Linked DNA regions of Homo sapiens: regions 1, 2 and 3 are each linked to region 4. Evidence: chromatin contacts called from ENCODE Hi-C or POLR2A ChIA-PET data. All regions are on one chromosome and are shown on one strand. Each heading gives the region's core, a stretch centred on a gene start or an enhancer-like site at or near the end of the contact. The rest is flanking DNA. Distances are from core to core; before and after follow the strand shown.

Region 1 (2,700 bases), core at 201-2,700, 1.5 Mb before region 4:
CGCAGAACCAGCCCCATCTGGTTCAACTTTGTGTAATAAAGTGGTGAGTTGTTTTTTCAGTTGCCATGATCCCAGGTTGCAAGTTATGTAACCTGAGCGTGCCCAGAAGAACCAAGCATGCAACCACAGGCGCAACCTAAATGCTCAGACCAAAGAACCGGAACAGAATTAAGAAGTAGATACATGGTATAAGCCATGATCTAATCAGATTGAGCCATGGCATCATCCCATGGCAAGATCCAGTCAGATCATTGCTTATTGCAAGATTCAATCAGATCACTGCTCATTACCCTCTGCCTATAACACCTGTCACAGCCCCTGGCTTGGGGAGACAGATTTGAGCATGTCTCCTTCCCAGTTGACTTGCAACAAATCTTTCCCTCTACAAAAACCTGATACTTCGGTGTTTGGCTTTCTGAGGGCAAAGGGATCCAGTTTGGTTCCCTACCAATGACAGATTGACATTTGCCTTATTGGAACAAGGTTTGAACAGGTGGCTGCCTGTGATTGGCTGAAACTCTGTGATTGGTATGAGTAGGATCCAGTTCACTATGTACGGAGAAACCTTTAGGACAAACTTAAGATACGCCAGGAGACAACTTTAGGCTAAACTGGACACTTCTCCCCTTTTGGTCAACCTCTTGATTTTGAGAGGTTGGAAACTTTAGACATTGACATCAGTTACCATTGTAAATAGACTTATTTGGTCTCAAATTCCCCTGGGAAATAGCAGAGCAGTGGGTTTCATAGGTGGGAAAGGGAACAGAATAGAAAAAAAAAAAAAAACACCTGATTAGTTAACATCAGGTCACTTCAGATTCCTTTTTTTAAGGGTTAGAGCAGAGGGGGCTTCCTTATTATGCTGGACTCTCCTGTTTCCAGGGGGGAAGGGAGGAGATGGGGAATACTGGTAATTCTGTAGAATGAATGGGTGGGGGAAAGAGATTAACTAGTAAATGGAAATGAGTGTGTGGTGGCCTTGGGGCTCCTCAGTCTGAGCTCAGCCCATCTGGGGCTCCTCCTAGGTTCTGGGCTTCCATCTGCTTCCCCCTCCTTTTGGGTCCCTCTGAGAAGCCTCCCAAGATCGAGCTGTGTACAGAGCGAGTCCTCGCTGGCCACTCGGAAGGCGGCGGACGTCCGCGCCGGCGCACTAGCCCAGAGCGGCCTGGTCTCCGCCCAGTGGGCGGGGCCTCTTACCGGGGGCGGGGCCGAGGCGTGCGGCGAGCGCTGGAGGGGTCTCGTGGGCGCTCCCGTGGTTGTGGCCCGGGCGGCCGCGAGCGTGTGTGTGTGGCACGATGTCGTGGTAACTCAGAGGCGCGCGAGGCGGGGCGGCCAACGGGGTCGCGGGGCGAGCACGCGCGCCACTGGGGCGCCGGACGTTGCAAGGGGGTCACATCCGGTAGGGGGCGGGCCTGGCGGACCCCGGAAGTGTGGGCGCGGCTGCGGTTTAACCCGCGGTGGCGGCGGCGACGGCGGCCCTGGCAGGTGAGCGGAGACTGGGGAGGGTCCCGGCTCTGCCGCAGGCGGGCGGGGCAGAGGACGACGGTGGGGGCGGCGCCGGCCGTGGCTCCCGGAGCGCCCCCGCCTGCCCGCCTCATCCTGGCAGAGGCCGGTGATTGGGCACGAGGGGCGCGTGACTCTCGCCGGGGGCCGGCGCCCCTGCCCCTCGCGGTGGGAGGGAGGGAGGGAGAGCGCGAGGCGCCGCCCCGGCTCCCCGGCGGGTCGCACCTCCAGTTCCGCCCCACCACTCACCGCCACCCTCCTTTCTGCGTCTCTGCAGGCCCTCGTCCCATATGTGAGCATCTTGCGGTCACAATTCTGATGACATTAGAGCCAATTAGCCCATTGTATAGATGGGGAAGCTGAGGCCTAAGAGTAGGGTCCGACTTGCCAGAGGGCACGCGGGAGACGAGTGGCAGAGGGGAGGTTGGAGGGACTTTGCTCTGTGACTTACTGGCTTGTGCCCTTTCTCCAGGGCATTGAGAGATGGGAGTTTCAGCTTTGGCTTTGTTCAGGACTCAGACTTGGACCTCCCAGCATCACTGAACATTTCTTACCCCGGGACCCTCTGGGCGCAAAGGGCACTGATGTATACATACCCATTATATGCCTGGTTCCTCTTCATTTCCTCCTCAGCCGATGAGGCGATTTCCCACTTTACGGATGGGAGAAGGAGTTAACTGGAGGTGTTTTGTGAGTTACTGGCAGAGTGGACTCTACAACCTGGGGTTTTAGTCGCTGAGCTGAGGCAGTGCTTTCCCAGCTACACCTTGTCTGGGCTCACTTACCCTGGGAATGTCAGTCTTCAGCTCCAGAAACTTCCCACTCATTTCCCTTCGCTCCAGCGGTACCTCAGTTCTCTTGCTGCCTAAGGCCTTTTCCACCCTCTTTATTGGCTCCAGGAGTCCCATTTCCTACTAATGCACCAAGATGCTGCCACCAGACTCTCAGTTCTGTGACTTTTGGCCTTAGAGCTGGAGGTGGTGGTGACCGAGGAACTGGGGAAAGAAAGACTCTTACTTTGTTGTCCAAAGCTGCAACCCTGCAGACACCTGAACTCTGTAGTTCCGGGTGGGATCGGGGACTGTTGCAATGAAAATACTGGACGCTAAACTGAGTCTTTGTTCTTTGCGGTCATAGTGCCCAGAAAAGCCTTTTACCTAGATTATCTTGGAAATGTGGTTCCGTGCCTTTGTAATT
Region 2 (2,700 bases), core at 162-2,661, 1.3 Mb after region 4:
ACGTTATTCACTTTTTAATAACAGTGATTAACACAGAAACTGTTATAAAGTCAGAATTCAGTTCTCCTTAAATGTATTAGGTCAAAGAGATTCAAGCTATGCCTTCTGTGTTAGAGCTGGGAAAACTTTATATTTTAATTCTGAGCACATGGTAGAACATATTTATTATAAAGTGATCACAAGTTCTAAAGCTTTGCATATGTGCAAATCTATCTAGGAGGAGAATGAGTACTTAGTCTGAAGCAAACATTACACTAAGTATTCTATATAATCTATTTTATTTTATTCATCTATTATAAAGGGAGAAAAATATTATTTTTTCAATTGTACAGATGAGGAAAGTAATACATAGAAAAGTTAATTAATGTGACACAGAATTTTGGAAAGATGGTTAAGATTGTGCACTTTAGATGGAGTCTAATCTCATTTAAGAGTTGGAAACAAATGAAACAAAAATAGCAATGTGAAATATGAAAAGAAAACCAATAAGATAACATAAAAAATATACATTCACAACAGTTTTATACAATTTTTGATTGAGGGGATAAATATTAAACTAGACAAAGTTAAATTGAGAAATATAGTTCAAAATACAGTTCAGAGAGCAAAGAGATAGAAAATACAAAAAAGAATTTAAGTCAGGATGTAGAGATGCCAGCAAGATGGCAGAGTAGAAATGCCCAACTTTGTCTTCCACAGAAACACCAATTTGCCATGATGTGTGGATCAAAATAACTTTACGGGAAGTGCAGAATCTAGTTAAATAGTTGCAGTACCCCCAGACAAGTACAAAACTAAGAACAGTCACATTGAAACATGTAAAAAGAGCAATTTCACTTTACCATATCAGCTCTTTTTTCAAGTTGTCACAGCTCGGCACCAACTGAGAGATTGCCTCAGTCTAAAATTTTCTCTCGGAGGGAGAAGAAAGTGGGGCATATATTCAATCTTCTAGTCTTTCAGCATGCTGCCAAAGCCAGTTTGTAAAGACTGGGAAAGGGGACTTTTTATTCAAACACAGACACCAAGGCAAAGCTACAAGAAACACAAAGAATCAGGAAACCATGACACAATCAAAGGAATGAAATACATGTCCAGTAATGAAATGTAATATAAGGTTATTCTTTGTTGCCTCAGTGGCTCTAAAGTAGTTGCATTCTCTCTGCTTGTTTTAAACTTTTACCTAGTCATTGTCCACTACCAAGCACTCATCTCTCAACATATGTGGCCAGGCAATAAGTCATATGATGACCTTTCCATTTGATGTCTTCCTTTCCCTGTTTTGACCTAGTTACATTTAAATTAACCAACAAAAATACTGCCTTCATGCTATGGCTGCACCACCTATGACTACCCCCAATAAAAATGCTCACCCATGAGTCATCTCCTCTGTCTGTTTTCCTGACAACCAAGCTCAACCCACAGCTTTTGGTGAATTATGTGACCCTCTGGTAATACTGTGCCTCTTCTTTAAGACCTGTGAGTATAATAAAATTTTAAGTTTTTATGTTTCTCTCAGTGCTTTTGATCTGTGTAGAAGTGATCCTTGAAGGACCCCAACAAGGGTGCTTAGCCCTGTTTACACAATACTGACCCTAATGTAATGGAGATCTATAACTTTCTTGTCAAAAAAGATAATGATCTTAGAGGAGCTAAGTGAATTAGAACACAGATGATAAAAGAAAATCAGGGAAATGATACAGGAACAAAATAAGAATATAACAAAAAGTAATGATAAAAAGGAAACACATAGAAATTCTAAACCTGAAGAAAAAAATAACTGAACTGAAAAATTTATTAGAGGGATTAAACAGAAGACTTCATCAAGCAGAGGAAAGAATCATTAAACTTATAGACGACTCACTTGAAATTATACAGTCAGAGAAAAAAACAAGGAATAAAAAAGTGAAGGAAGCCTAAGGGAATTAGGATGCAAAATCAATTGAAACGATATACATGTTATGGGAGTTTCAAGGACTCAACAGATAGAGAAAAGAGCAAAAGATTTATTTAAATATATCATGGCCCCAAATTCCCAAATCTGGGGGAAAAAATGAATATCCACATTTATGAAGCCCAAAGGACCTCAAACAGGATTACCCAAAGACACATTATAATCAAATTGTCAAAAGCCAAGGACAAAGAGAGAATTTTGAAAGCAGCAAGACAAAAGTAATTAGTGAAGTACAAGTGAGCCTCCATTAGACTACCAATGGATTTTTCAGAAGAAATGTTGCAGGTCAGAGGAAGGGGATAAAATCTCCAAAGTGCTAAAAGAAATAGAAACTACCAATTAAGAATACGATACCTAGAAAAACTGTCTTTCAGAAATGAAGAACAGCTAAAGACCTTTCCAGAATGCCAAAGGGGAGAGAGTTCATCATCACAAGACCAGTCTAATAAGAAATGCTAAAGGAGGTACTTCAAACTAAAATGAAAAGACATGGTGGGGCGTGGTGGCTTACCCCTGTAATCCCAGCACTTTGGGAGGCCAAGGAGTGTGGATCATCTGAGGTCGGGAATTCAAGCCCAGCCTGGCCAACATGGTGAAACCCTGTCTCTATTAAAAATACAAAAAATTAGCTGGGCGTGGTGGCAGGTGCCTGTAATCCCAGCTACTCGGGAGGCTGAGGCAGGAGAATCGCTTGAACCTGGGAGGTGGAGGTTGCAGGGAGCTGAGATCATGCCACTGCACTCCAG
Region 3 (2,700 bases), core at 100-2,599, 1.7 Mb before region 4:
GTCTCTTACATAATTGATAGACTAGTATTTAACTAGGCAGGAAAAATGCCAGCAAAGAAGTGTGAAGTGCCCTAGGCAGAAAAAGCAGAGAGGAAACAGGGGTCTCCTGGAAAGCTTTATCTTTAGGGTTATGGTTGCAACACAGTGGCAGTTGTTTCTTTTCATCTATTCCAAGACCCACAAGTTGCTCTGGGGGTGTCCTATGACCCGCTGCTGTGCCAAATCTATAAAGAAATTTCAAAATGCTCTGGAGTGTTAGCGATTAAATTAGCATCGGTAAAATGTTTTGCAATTTATAAGCTCTTTTCATATTTCTAACCTTACGTAATCCTACAACCATCTTGAGAAGTAGCCATTACAATGTATATTATCCCCATTTTACACAGAGGCTCCGGAAGGTTAAGGCACCTCCTCCACCTCAGCTGGTGAAGTCCCACCTTATTGGACATATGTTCGCGGTTTCCTCATTCATTAAATTTTAGAGAGAGAGAGAGTGTCTCGCTCTGTCGCCAGGCTGGAGTGCAGTGGCATGATCTTGGCTCACTGCAACCTCCGCCTCTCGGGTTCAAGCGATTCTCCTGCCTCAGCCTCCCAAGTAGCTGGGACTACAGGTGCGTGCCACCACGCCTGGCTAATTTTTTGTATTTTTAGTAGAGACGGGGTTTCACCATGTTAGCCAGGATGGTCTCGATCTCCTGACCTCGTGATCCTCCCGCCTCGGCCTCCCAAAGTGCTGGGATTACAGGCGTGAGCCACTGCGCCCGGCCGCATTAAATAACACTGATAGCTACTACCTAGGTACTCACACCACGATAAACTTGTCAACCAAGATCGTTTCCTTTAATCCTCCCTACAAGTCTGCAAGGTGGGAATTATTCCTATTCTACAGGAAAGGACACAGAAGTCAGAGCTCAAGGCATTCCTCCAGGTCTCAAGTCAGCAGAACCCGGCTTCATAACTGTGACGCCAAACCCGTGCTCTTAACCACTACTCATAGGCCACCATCCAGGGCTGTTTTGAGGATCCGTTATGCAGAAACGCCCATGCCTGTCTCTACGTACGACGATCCCCTCCAGTTTAGGGCAGTGGAGACTCACAAGCTCATGAAGCTCTTTAATTCGTCCACCGCTACCTGCCGCCTTCCCTTTGTACCTAGGGCAGTATTCCTCACGCTTCCCAATCCACTTAAAAACGAGGCTTCCTTGGCAAACAACAACAAAGCATAAAACCCAAGCCCAAAACAACAGCACCAAAAATTCTGACTTCTGGTCACTTAACCCACTCCTCGTCAATCACTCTCACCTCCAAACTCCAACGTCGGTTGTCATGCGGACATCGTCCCGGCTTCCGGAAGCCGGCTTTAAATTCCGGAAGTAAATGGAGGAGGCGGGCCCCGTCTGCGCCGTGCGGCCTGCTAGTCCCCGGCTTTCTCTTCCCGCTCTATGGCCAGTCTGGCCGCCATGTTGGAGCTTTCGCTGTTCGGGGCCCGGCCTGCTCCGGGCCCTCCCAGCGTCGCCGCTAGCTGACTTAGGGCTCCCGCCCACACTGCGCACGGCCTTGCTGAGGGCCGGCTCGTAGTGGGAGGCTTCGCGTTCACCTGAACATTTCCGCCTCCTCTGGATGGGGGATGAGAGGCGGGGCTGATGCATCGCAGCAGTCCTGGACCCTGACTTCGGACTTGGAGAAGAAACGCCGAGGAGGAACGGGAGTTAGGGGGTTAGCAGCTTGGCGCGCTGGGAGCCGGCCACCCCTGGTCTCCGGACTTCACTTCCCAGGAGGCCTCGCGCGCGACTGGAAGTGCTGCGAGCCTATAAGAAGGCGAGGCGGCACCCGCCGCTCTGCTCTGGGGCGGCATTGCCAGCCGGCTGTAGGCATTCAGGGCAGTGTCTTCTGCATCTCCTAGGAACCTCGGGAGCGGCAGCTCCGGCGCCTGGTAGCGAGAGGCGGGTTCCGGAGATCCCGGCCTCACTTCGTCCCACTGTGGTTAGGGGTGAGAAGGATCCCGGGGCTGGGAGTTCAGGGACCTGGGTTCGAATGCTGGTTCCGCTGCTATCTCGCTTCGCACTGTCGCGATCCCCTTGCTCGGCCTCAATTTTCTCTTTTAGAAAGTGGGCACCTTTCTCCGCGCTCTTCCTTCCAACGCGGTGGTTATAAAGGCACGAAAGCTCTTCAGAGGACGCAGAAAGCACCTGGAGCTCCTCACCCCAATTTTCACCCATTGTTAGCTGGCACGAGCACCCAGCAGAGGAGTCAGGGATCACCCCTCGGGTGCCTGGAACGGTTCTTTGGACACCTGAGCCGGACCTAGGCACAGCCTGAAGTCGGGGTCTATAATTATTCCGGTGCTAAGGGGTAACTTGTTCACCTACCTCCTTGGCAGGAATATTGAGCCCTTCACTCCTCATGTTCCGACTTTAACAGAAGCTACCTTTGAGAATAAGGAATCCTCAGAGCTGAGAGGGAGTGGACCCGAATTCCTGTACCAGCTCGGCCACTTACCTTGGCTAAGTCATTTTCTTGTTTTGGGCCCCAGTGTCACAGTGTTTTTGATTTGTAAGATGAGGGTTTAGGGCTTGTATCCTAAATCTGGTCCTCAAGATTCTTGAAGTCCCCCAGTCCATCGGGGAGGGAGAGCAACAAACTGATTTTCTACCCCTTCATTTATTTGTAGTTCTAAATTATAAAAGTAACACTGCAAGA
Region 4 (2,700 bases), core at 156-2,655:
GCGCCCGCCACCACGCCCGGCTAATTTTTTGTATTTTTAGTAGAGACGGGGTGTCACTCTGTTAGCCAGGATGGTCTAGATCTCCTTGACCTTGTGATCCGCCCACCTCGGCCTCCCAAAGTGCTGGGATTACAGGCGTGAGCCACCGCGCCTGGCCTGTTACTTAGTATTTGATGTTTTATAATGTTCCATGCATGCTTGAAAACCAATAAATCATCTTGTCCCGACGCTCCACTTCTTTAAAGTTCAGGCCTGGCCCATGTCAACATTTGCTTTTGTTATTCTGGCACAGTGATTAAGACACTCGGTTTTTAATAATCAGACAAATCTCAGCTGCTAGCTTTACCACTTGCCATTGGGTGGTTGGAGGCAAACAATGTCGCTAATCCTCAGGTTCCTCAACTGTAAACTGAGAAAATAACAGTACCTACCTCATGGGGGGCACATAAGGAAGGATTCAATGAGATAATCCATTTTATAAAGCGCCTAGCAGAGTCCCAGGCAGCCTTCAATCGTTAGTAGTGTTACCATCATGAGGCAGGTGTAATTATACCCATTTTACAAGAAACTAAGGCTCAGAGAGGTTTAGGTAAGTTGCCCAAAGTTTCCTAGCCAGTGGCAAAGCACAAGCTCCCACCCAGAACTTTTCTTCACAAATTCAGCGTTTCCGATACTCAAACTGATCCAGACACACTAACATTTAGGGGATTTACTGTATGCCATTCCGAGACGAGGCTGCATTTTAAGACGCCCAGGGAAGAAACGGATTGCGAAACCCAAAAGAATTCATTCTTTGTGCTGCAAGTTTTGTCTGAAAGGAAAGGGGCAAGAAGGGCATGGAGCGTGCTAGAGGTAACAAACCACCCAACAGAATTCTGGAACCAGGGGGCCGAAGCTTCTAAGCTGGACACATTCCTCTGTGGGTTCGATCCTCTAAGGAAGTGGAGTCACCCAGCGGCGCACCACGGCCCGAAGACCCTGCTGCTGCGTGGCCAGCGGCCCACGGCCGTGCGGCCCTTCGAGGCTCTGCAGCTCCTCGCGCCTAATGAGCCTGGCGCTTAAAAATACCACCCTAGTTAAACCTCCCGGAACCTGTCTTCAGCATTTCAAAAAAAAAAAAAAAAAAAACGGGCGCCGTCATCACTTTGAGCCACATAAATCACAGCCCTGACCTGCTGTGGATTCAGCAGGCGACGAGCCGCTGAAAGTGGCGACGAAGTCCGCCCCTTTCGAAGACCAGCAACTTTCCATTCTTTTTTCCCTGCGCAAGGCGCAGATTGCAACGGGGAGACCCCCGAGCAGCCTGAGGAGTGAGTCGGACGTTGGAAAAACTGCCCGGGAATCTCATCTTTCCCAGCCCAGGCTAAGCGCAGGATTCTTCAAAGCTATATCCTGTGACAATCACAAGGGTTTTCTCCGCCCCACGGGTGACGGAGAACTCGTGACCGGCCCCTGAGCTCCAAGCCGAGCGCCTAGAGGGCGCGGAGAAAGAGGGGGCGGAGCTACAAGCCCAGATCACCAGGCAGCCGAAGACGGGCAGCGCGTGCGCAGTCTCTCGCCACGGGACCTCCTTCCCGCCGCTGAGACTAGGAAGCGGGACGCCAAATCTGTCCCTGCGCAGCCGCCGCCGCCGGGCGCCGAGCGGGGTGGCCGCCCTGCCTGAGGCGCGCCTGCGCACGTCCCCACGCACGCTCCGGCGTACGGCGGCGGCCAGGGGTCGCGAGCCGGTGGAGGACCCGCGCGCGGAGGAGCCGGGGAGTCAGCGCTTCTTCCCTCCCTCCCCCTCTCCCCTCCCCGCTCCCTGCCCCCCTCCCCAAGAATGTTCCGCTACGAGGTGAGCTGTTGCGACCGGAAGTGACCCCTCCCTCCCTCCCGCGCCCCTCTCCCTCACTCTCTCTCCGCGCGCCGGTCCTGTGTTCCTGCGGGGCAGGGGGCGGGCTGGGGGAGTCGCAGGACTTAGCTGGACGCGACTGGTCTGGGGTCGCGGGTCTAATCCTAGGGCTGGGAGCTGGCTTCATGGGTCGAGACAGTCCCATTAGTTGCCGCTGGGGAAAGTTGGCCTCCGTTTTGGGGTGGGGAGGGCCCGTTAAGTGCTGTAACCAGACCACACCCCCGCCCCCACCCCTAGAGGAGCCACGGAGGGTAGAGCACTGCATCTCCCCGGGTGCTTTTCTTAAGTAGGTGTCACCCGGGAATTCCCAGAGCCGCGTTTCCCGCCCTGGACCCGGAACCACCCCCCACCCACCTCCACTCGAATTACACTGACACACATCCCATTCACACAGGCTACCTTCAGGTGAAGGGGGCCTGGGCTTGCCGTTGGATTAGGGCCCCAGCCCGTTTACTAAAGAGGGCTCCGAGTTGGGAGGGGGGCGTGTCCTGCAGAAGTTCCTTCTGGGCTAGTGCTGGGAGACGCGGGTTTGGAGAAGGTGCCGGGAATGTAGCAATAGCAGCAGACAGTACTGACCCTGTCACCAACTCACTGTGTGACCTTGAGTGACTCCTAATCTCTGGACGTAAACTTTCTGAATTTGTAGCATGAAAGAACTGATGTAAATGATCCTTAAGAATTTTTAATTTAAAAAAGCAGCGATTTGGTAAAGTAGATATTTGTGATTTGGAAGGGAGTACTGCTGGAAGTTGCCTCTGATAAGGAGGCAGTGGCATGCCTATTGGCATGAGTTTGGAAGGGCTCTGGGG

What was found. A loop is a pair of places that touch in the nucleus more often than their neighbours do. ChIA-PET counts read pairs that join two places held with the same protein, here RNA polymerase II (POLR2A). Pooled maps may share reads with other maps.
Region 1: a pooled map shows a loop between it and region 4 (31-fold over the local background). The contact joins the promoter of VPS37C here to the promoter of PATL1-DT in region 4. A Hi-C loop is called at or near these places in 1 of 37 single-sample maps with no recorded cell type and 8 of 50 pooled maps. POLR2A ChIA-PET finds 5 or more read pairs at or near these places in 1 of 52 experiments (Caco-2).
Region 2: POLR2A ChIA-PET joins it to region 4 with 15 read pairs in AG04450. The contact joins the enhancer-like site here to the promoter of PATL1-DT in region 4. POLR2A ChIA-PET finds 5 or more read pairs at or near these places in 2 of 52 experiments (AG04450 and WTC11).
Region 3: a loop to region 4 is called in a pooled map, with 10 times the contacts of the local background. The contact joins the promoter of TMEM138 here to the promoter of PATL1-DT in region 4. A Hi-C loop is called at or near these places in 5 of 50 pooled maps. POLR2A ChIA-PET finds 5 or more read pairs at or near these places in 2 of 52 experiments (OCI-LY7 and activated T-cell).

Annotation. Positions count from the first base shown.
Region 1 is chr11:61,160,176-61,162,875 of GRCh38, reverse strand. VPS37C (VPS37C subunit of ESCRT-I) reads left to right here and starts at 1,450. Exons shown (of 5, transcript NM_017966.5): 1 at 1,450-1,485. RefSeq lists enhancers at 861-1,000, 1,011-1,060, 801-1,393, 1,394-1,987 and a silencer at 1,051-1,810.
Region 2 is chr11:58,333,567-58,336,266 of GRCh38, reverse strand. No RefSeq gene overlaps it. Among named protein-coding and RNA genes, the nearest start is that of OR5B17, 24 kb to the left of the region's middle. Within about 2 kb of position 1,411, at least 3 of the 41 ENCODE cell types and tissues checked have a DNase peak (open chromatin) inside an H3K27ac peak, as active enhancers do.
Region 3 is chr11:61,361,023-61,363,722 of GRCh38, reverse strand. It overlaps TMEM138 (transmembrane protein 138), which reads right to left and starts at 1,349. Exons shown (of 5, transcript NM_016464.5): 1 at 1,303-1,349. It overlaps CYB561A3 (cytochrome b561 family member A3), which reads left to right and starts at 1,841. Exons shown (of 7, transcript NM_153611.6): 1 at 1,841-1,990. RefSeq lists enhancers at 1,331-1,820, 1,231-1,952, 2,071-2,290.
Region 4 is chr11:59,668,015-59,670,714 of GRCh38, reverse strand. It overlaps PATL1-DT (PATL1 divergent transcript), which reads right to left and starts at 1,405. Exons shown (of 4, transcript NR_187296.1): 1 at 1,173-1,405. It overlaps PATL1 (PAT1 homolog 1, processing body mRNA decay factor), which reads left to right and starts at 1,678. Exons shown (of 19, transcript NM_152716.3): 1 at 1,678-1,834. The coding sequence starts at 1,820. RefSeq lists enhancers at 1,129-1,418, 1,345-1,639 and a silencer at 1,599-1,948.